Linked DNA regions of Homo sapiens: region 1 is linked to region 2. Evidence: read pairs that join two places in POLR2A ChIA-PET (ENCODE). Cell type or tissue: OCI-LY7. All regions are shown on one strand. Links, peaks and the distances in the headings refer to the core of each region. The heading gives the core; the rest is flanking DNA. Region 1 overlaps HOMER1 (homer scaffold protein 1). Region 2 overlaps HOMER1 (homer scaffold protein 1).

Evidence for each region. Peaks named below come from ENCODE experiments on the same cell type or tissue, not always from the same donor. Only the 100,000 strongest peaks of a DNase experiment are listed, where the experiment ranks them.
Region 1: POLR2A ChIA-PET joins it to region 2 with 5 read pairs; 2 of 35 experiments call an interaction of 5 or more read pairs at or near these places.

Annotation. Positions count from the first base shown.
Region 1 is chr5:79,440,575-79,443,499 of GRCh38, reverse strand. The region is part of intron 4 of HOMER1 (homer scaffold protein 1); the gene reads left to right. Among named protein-coding and RNA genes, the nearest start is that of HOMER1, 72 kb to the left of the region's middle. In OCI-LY7, for the core only: no CTCF peak of the experiment used is centred there; a DNase peak (open chromatin) is centred at 1,209; H3K27ac peaks cover 747 bases.
Region 2 is chr5:79,387,742-79,390,666 of GRCh38, reverse strand. All of the region lies in intron 8 of HOMER1 (homer scaffold protein 1), which reads left to right. Among named protein-coding and RNA genes, the nearest start is that of HOMER1, 120 kb to the left of the region's middle. In OCI-LY7, for the core only: no CTCF peak of the experiment used is centred there; no DNase peak of the experiment used is centred there.

The DNA of each region.
Region 1 (2,925 bases), core at 198-2,697, 53 kb before region 2:
AAAAATACTATGCGTCAGAATTCTGCATCAGAATTCCCTGAAAGACTTGCTAAAACTCAGATCGGTGAGCTCCACTCCCAGACTGTCTGATTTAGTAGGTCTAAGATGGAACCCAAGGATTTGCATTTCTAACAAGTTTTCTAGGAGATGCTGAAGCTATTCCTATGTTAGATATTATATTATATTGTAGAATATTATATATGCCTAATTCAGTTGTGAGTATTATTTTAATTTTTTAGCCATTTACATTTTAGTCATTTCAAAGTATTTAGCCTGGCTTTCATTAAAATTACCACTCTAGTTTTGCATTCAAAATCAGTAGTTTACATAGTACTTAATTCAGTTTTATAATTATATAAATAGAATTGGCATAAACAGGTTTGGGACACATACAGCTGACTCTTGGTAAGCATTTGATGCAGCTGGTGGTTGCAAAATATTCAAGCAGAGTAACAATTAACCCACTAACCCTAAGCATCAATCAGCCAATATACTTTACATAGCGAAGGAAGAGCATAAATTAATCCAGAAAGTCAGATTATAAGAACTTCTGTGGTTGTCACAAAATGGATTTCAGAAATGGTGGCTCTGGATGGTGACTAACTATAGGAAAAATGTATGACTGAGGATATGAGGATCTTGTTTGAGAGCTCAACCTCATCTTCCTTTATGTATCGTTTTGCTGTCTTCTTTCCATTCTCACTGCCATGGGATCTCAAGACTATTAGCTCCTCCCCAGTTTTTCTGTCAGGCCCTCTGCTGAGAAAACAGTGGTGTTCTCATCTTTGTTTAAGTATAAAACTGGAATGGACTGAGTCTTCCATGAATGTTTGTTAAATGGTAAAGAGAGGGCCTTGTTTTCCTTAAGCCAACAAGGTTGAAACTGTAATGGGAATTTAATTTCAGGTTTTATTGGCATGAAATGGAAGGTGGTAGTGGTATTTGGTATAGTGGGTCATGGCAGTGCTGCTGCGTACCTCCCCAGCCCATCCTTCCAATACACAGTAGGTCACTGAAACCACCCTAAAGGCTTGTCCTAGAGTGAGGGTCAAGGTCAACTTTTTTCCATGTGTTCTAGAATATTTCTCATTTTTTGGCTTTCATAGCCAAAATTTCAGTTGTGGGTTTTATTTTAATTTTCACTTAAGTTACCCACTTCACAAATGGGTAGGAAGAGAGAATTCTTAAGAAGCATTTCCTGAATCTCACATCTGTGCTCAGGTGCCTTTTTTATAATAGGTTGCATCTGTTAGTTTTGATTTCCTTGATACTCTCTCAGATTTGTTCTTCCAAAAATAAATTTTTTCTTCAGTGTTACTGTCCTTTTTCTTACTGTAGATTATTTGTTTTGGTGGGAGTTATAGGGAGAGTTTCTCAGAAAAAAAATGAGATGTAAGTGGTTTTATTTTCTCAAAGCAAGGATATAAAGTCAATAGAAAAGATTATTTCATCTGTTTTTATTTCATTTTATTTTTTGCTTTTTTTTTTCATTTTTCTTATCAGCTTTGGGTATACACACACACACACACACCCCAAAAAAGAATAACTGAAGTAGGATGTTTAGGAAATTACACACAATTTAGATTAAAAAAGAAATAGATGCTTAGAATATGTTAAATAAAAAACATGTTTCAAGTACTATTTTTAGCATATGCAAAATTTCTGGAAGGTTTTGCAGAATACTTTTGGCTACCTCTGCGGTAGTTGGAGGGAAAGAGGGTTTCATTTTCCTTTTGTGCCCTCATGTACTGTTGGAATTTTTTGTTGTTTCTCATCAGTAAATACTAATTTTATATTTTTAAAACTGACTTTAAAAAAACCCAAGTTCTCGATCGGTTCAGAATAAAAAATTAAATTAAAAAAATAAAATACCATGCTTTGGGTGGGCTTTTTGTTTTTTACTTTAGGTATAATGACCTAGGATAACTATGCCTTTACTTAAATATAGCTAATATTCAAGTTTTCTGAAGAAAAACTTGCTGCTTTGAGATGTTGGAATTGCTACAACCTCTATCCCTTTCTTTCTCCCCTTCTTAACTTGCCCCTGGGAACAGTCTTTCTACTTTAGTAGCATTAACATTTGTAGCCTCCCCAAGTTCCATGCCTCAAACCCTACTCCCTCTTATATTACCCTCAAAGTGACCGGAGCATTTATCCCAGAAGATGGTAACAACCATGAGTCAAACTGCTACTGCTCTTCCTCTCTCTCTTTTGATCCTAATGTACTTTTGCACACTCTTGTCAACCAGTTCCAGCAAATCCCTGAGTTAATCCTTAATTGCTAACCCTAGTTATGCCCTTTAAGTTTAATAAGGTAATTTATTTTTATTTTTATTTTTTATTTTGAGATGGAGTCTCACTCTGTTGCCCAGGCTGGAGTGCAGTGATCTCGGCTCGCTGGAACCTCCACCTCCCAGGTTCAAGCGATTCTTCCACCTCAGCCTCCCGAATAGCTGGGACTACAGGCACCTGCCATCATGCCCAGCTAATTTTGTTTGTATTTTTGTAGAGATTGGGTTTCATCATGTCAGCCAGGCTGGTCTTGAACTCCTGACCTCAGGTGATCCGCCTGCCTTGGCCTCCCAAGGATTACAGGCGTGAGGCACCACGTCCCGGCCGGTAACTTGTTTCTGTTATCATTTCTACTGAATTGAATCTTCACCAATTTAACTGTTTAGCAGGTTGCACATTCAACCTTTCATTATTTTAGTTTGGCTTGGCCTGTCTTGGAGAGAAATAAGCCTGATTTGTTAATACCAGAGATGATTATTTTATGATATCTTACTGGCTGGTTAAATTTTTTCTGACTAATTAATATGGTCCATAACTGACCTAGAAGTAGTCACTTTGTGATTGCTATTCCCATTATTCACTTAATAGGATTTGACTTTGTTGTAAAACATTTTTATATTGTCACATTATACT
Region 2 (2,925 bases), core at 292-2,791:
AGTTTTTATCAATGCTGCTTGTGTGTCTTGTGTTCATATACTTGGATAGTGCTTTGTGACCCAACTGAAAATATTTTCTAGTAGATGACTCATTCATGTTTATTGATATGATTTTTATGTTTGGTCTCAATTCATTGTTATCATTTCTGTGTGTGCATTGTATTAATAATTTTCCTATATGATGTGTTCTTTGCTCTTTTTAACTATCTCTTGATTTTTAAATATCTCTTGATATTTAAAATGGTCTTAGTTTTGTTGTAGTGGTTACCTTTGAACTTCCACTCCTTTAAAATGCTCCTAGTTACCTGTGTTCGTATTTAAACGTATACTGTCTGGTTTGTTTTTTGGGGGTTTTTGTTTGTTTGTTTGTTTTTTGTTTTTGAGACAGAGTCTCACTCTGTCACCCAGGCTGGAGGCCAGTGGCACAATCACAGATTCCTACAGTCTCGACCTCCTGGGCTCAAGAATTTCTCCCTACTCAGCCTCCCGAGGAGCTGGGACTACATGTGTGTGCCACCAAGCCTGGCTAATTTTTTAATTTTTTGTAGAAGTGGGGTTTCACTCTAGTGCCTAGGCTGGTCTTGAACTCCTGGGCCCAAGCAATCCTCCCACCTTGGCCTCCCAAAGTGCCAGGATTACAGGCATGAGCCACCGTGCCTGGCCTGGTTTATTAGTTTTTAATGATATCCTTTGACTCTGAATTATTAACACACTTAATAATAATGTGCTTGTTATGCTCTCATTTTTCTCTTTCTCTCCCTGTTTTTTGGTTGCATTATTTCTACCTCGTCAGAATACTAAACAGATTATTTTTTAACTATCATCTACATTTGTTTTAGTCTTTATACATTAAATATATTAAATGTTTCCTGTCTTAGTCCTTTTGTGCTGCTGTAATAGAAAACTACAATCTGGGTAATTTATAAAGAACAGAAAGTTCTCACACTTCTGGCAGCTGGAAAGCCGAGGTCAAGGTACGGGCGGGTTTGGTTGTGGGACTGCTTTCCCCTTCCAAGATGTTGCCTTGTTGCTGCATCCTCCAGAGGGAATGAATGCGGCCTCCTCACATCGGGGAAGATGGAAGAGCAAGCCACCAACACTGGAGGGGAAACCTCTTTTATAAGGACCTTACTCCCATTCATGAGGAGAGGAGCCCTCATGACCTAATCGTCTCTTAAAGGCTCCACTTCTTAATAGCATCATATTGGCCACTACATTTCAACACTTGGATTTTGGAGGGGACACATTCAAATCATAGCACTCACCATTAAGTCCTTTTTCTGAAGTTTCCACAGTGATCTCTTGGTTGGATAAAGCTTATCTTCTTGTGGATGGTTGCAAAAGAGCTCATGGATACATACTTTCTGAGATCTTGCTTATTTAAACTTTTTTTTTTCTCATGTATTCAGTATTGGGGCGAGAGCTTGGCAGGATATTTAATATAAAATCCCTGGTTCATAATTTTCTTTCATTGAGTTACTTGAAAATGACACTCCATTATTGCCTTGTTTTGTATATTTCTTTTGAGAAATCTGATTCCAGTCTGATTCTCTTGCCTTATAAGTTTTGGACTCATTTTGCTTGTGTGCCCTGAGGATTTTTCCTTTATTTTTTAAATAAAGTTTAAATGATATACTAGAATATTTCACGAAATACATTGTTGAGGGTGTTTTCCCAGGTACACAGTGGGCCTTTTTAATTTGTATATCCAGGTTTTTCTTTATTTCCAGGAAGTTTTCTTGCATAAAAGTTTTAAATACTAGTTCTGTTCTAATGTGTTATTTTTCTTCTTCAGGAGCTCCAATCTTGTGTAATTTGATTTTGTTTTTTGCAACCTCTTTCTGTTTTCTTTACTTTATCTCACTTTCATTCTCTAGGATTATTTAAAATAATAAGTAATAATTGAATTAAAAATAGTTTTATTCAAATCTATTTTTCCTTGGGTCCTTATAACTCGGTTTTCATTTCTGATAGATTATGCCTTTTTCTTCTGTTTCTCTCATGAGTTCAATCAACCTTTCTGTTCTTTGGAGTTTTGTTTACCTATTTCTATTCTAAGTTTTTCAATATATAATTCAAACTTGTTTTTAAATGCTTATTTGAGAATATTTAGTTCAGAGTGGAATATTGAGTTAGAGTTTTCTTCTGATTCATAGTTGGTTTTTGGAAGATTCATCTACTCAAGTGTTTTTAGTATTTTCTATTTTCTATTTCCTTTTGTAATAGTTTGTGTAGATGAAGATTGCTTACACATTTGCATTTTGTGGATAGAATAGCAGTTTGGGGTGGTTTATAAATTGTTAGTTCAAAAACACCCTCTTTTGCAGAGACAATCAGAAGAAAGATTGTATGTCCTTTAATAGTTTTTCTTTGGTCTTAAATTTTCCTTTCTTGCTTATTTTTCCCTTTACCCCGCAAGATTCCTTTCTCTTCCTTTTATCTTCTGCTTTTTGGAACTGTCTTCAGCCTTTCTAAGACTACCTCCTCAAGTTTCGTTTATACTGTTAAGTTCCTTTCTTATAGTCTGCTCTGGTTTTCTAGAACTTTTTTTTCAGTATTCTGGCATTCACACTGGTAGTGGTTTTCTCCTTCTTGGGGTTACCGTAGTTTAGTCTGAGCCCTTTTGTTCTCTACTCTTCTGGGCATTGCCCCCACAACTCTGCCTTCCCTTTTGCAAAGGGTTAGAGTGAGAGCTTGAGAAATACCTCTGCTGGAAATTGGTGCTTATATTTTCTAATTAAAGGCAATTTGATGTTTGTATTGTTCTGTATCTTCTAGTTATGTCGAAGTCATGGAATTTGCATGCCTTTGTATAGTTTGTATAGTTTATATAGTTTGGGGAGGATAGAGGACTGTGATTGCAGTGTACACAGTCACTATTACCTTGGCTGCCCAGAAATCTATTCTGTTTACCTCTTTATAGCC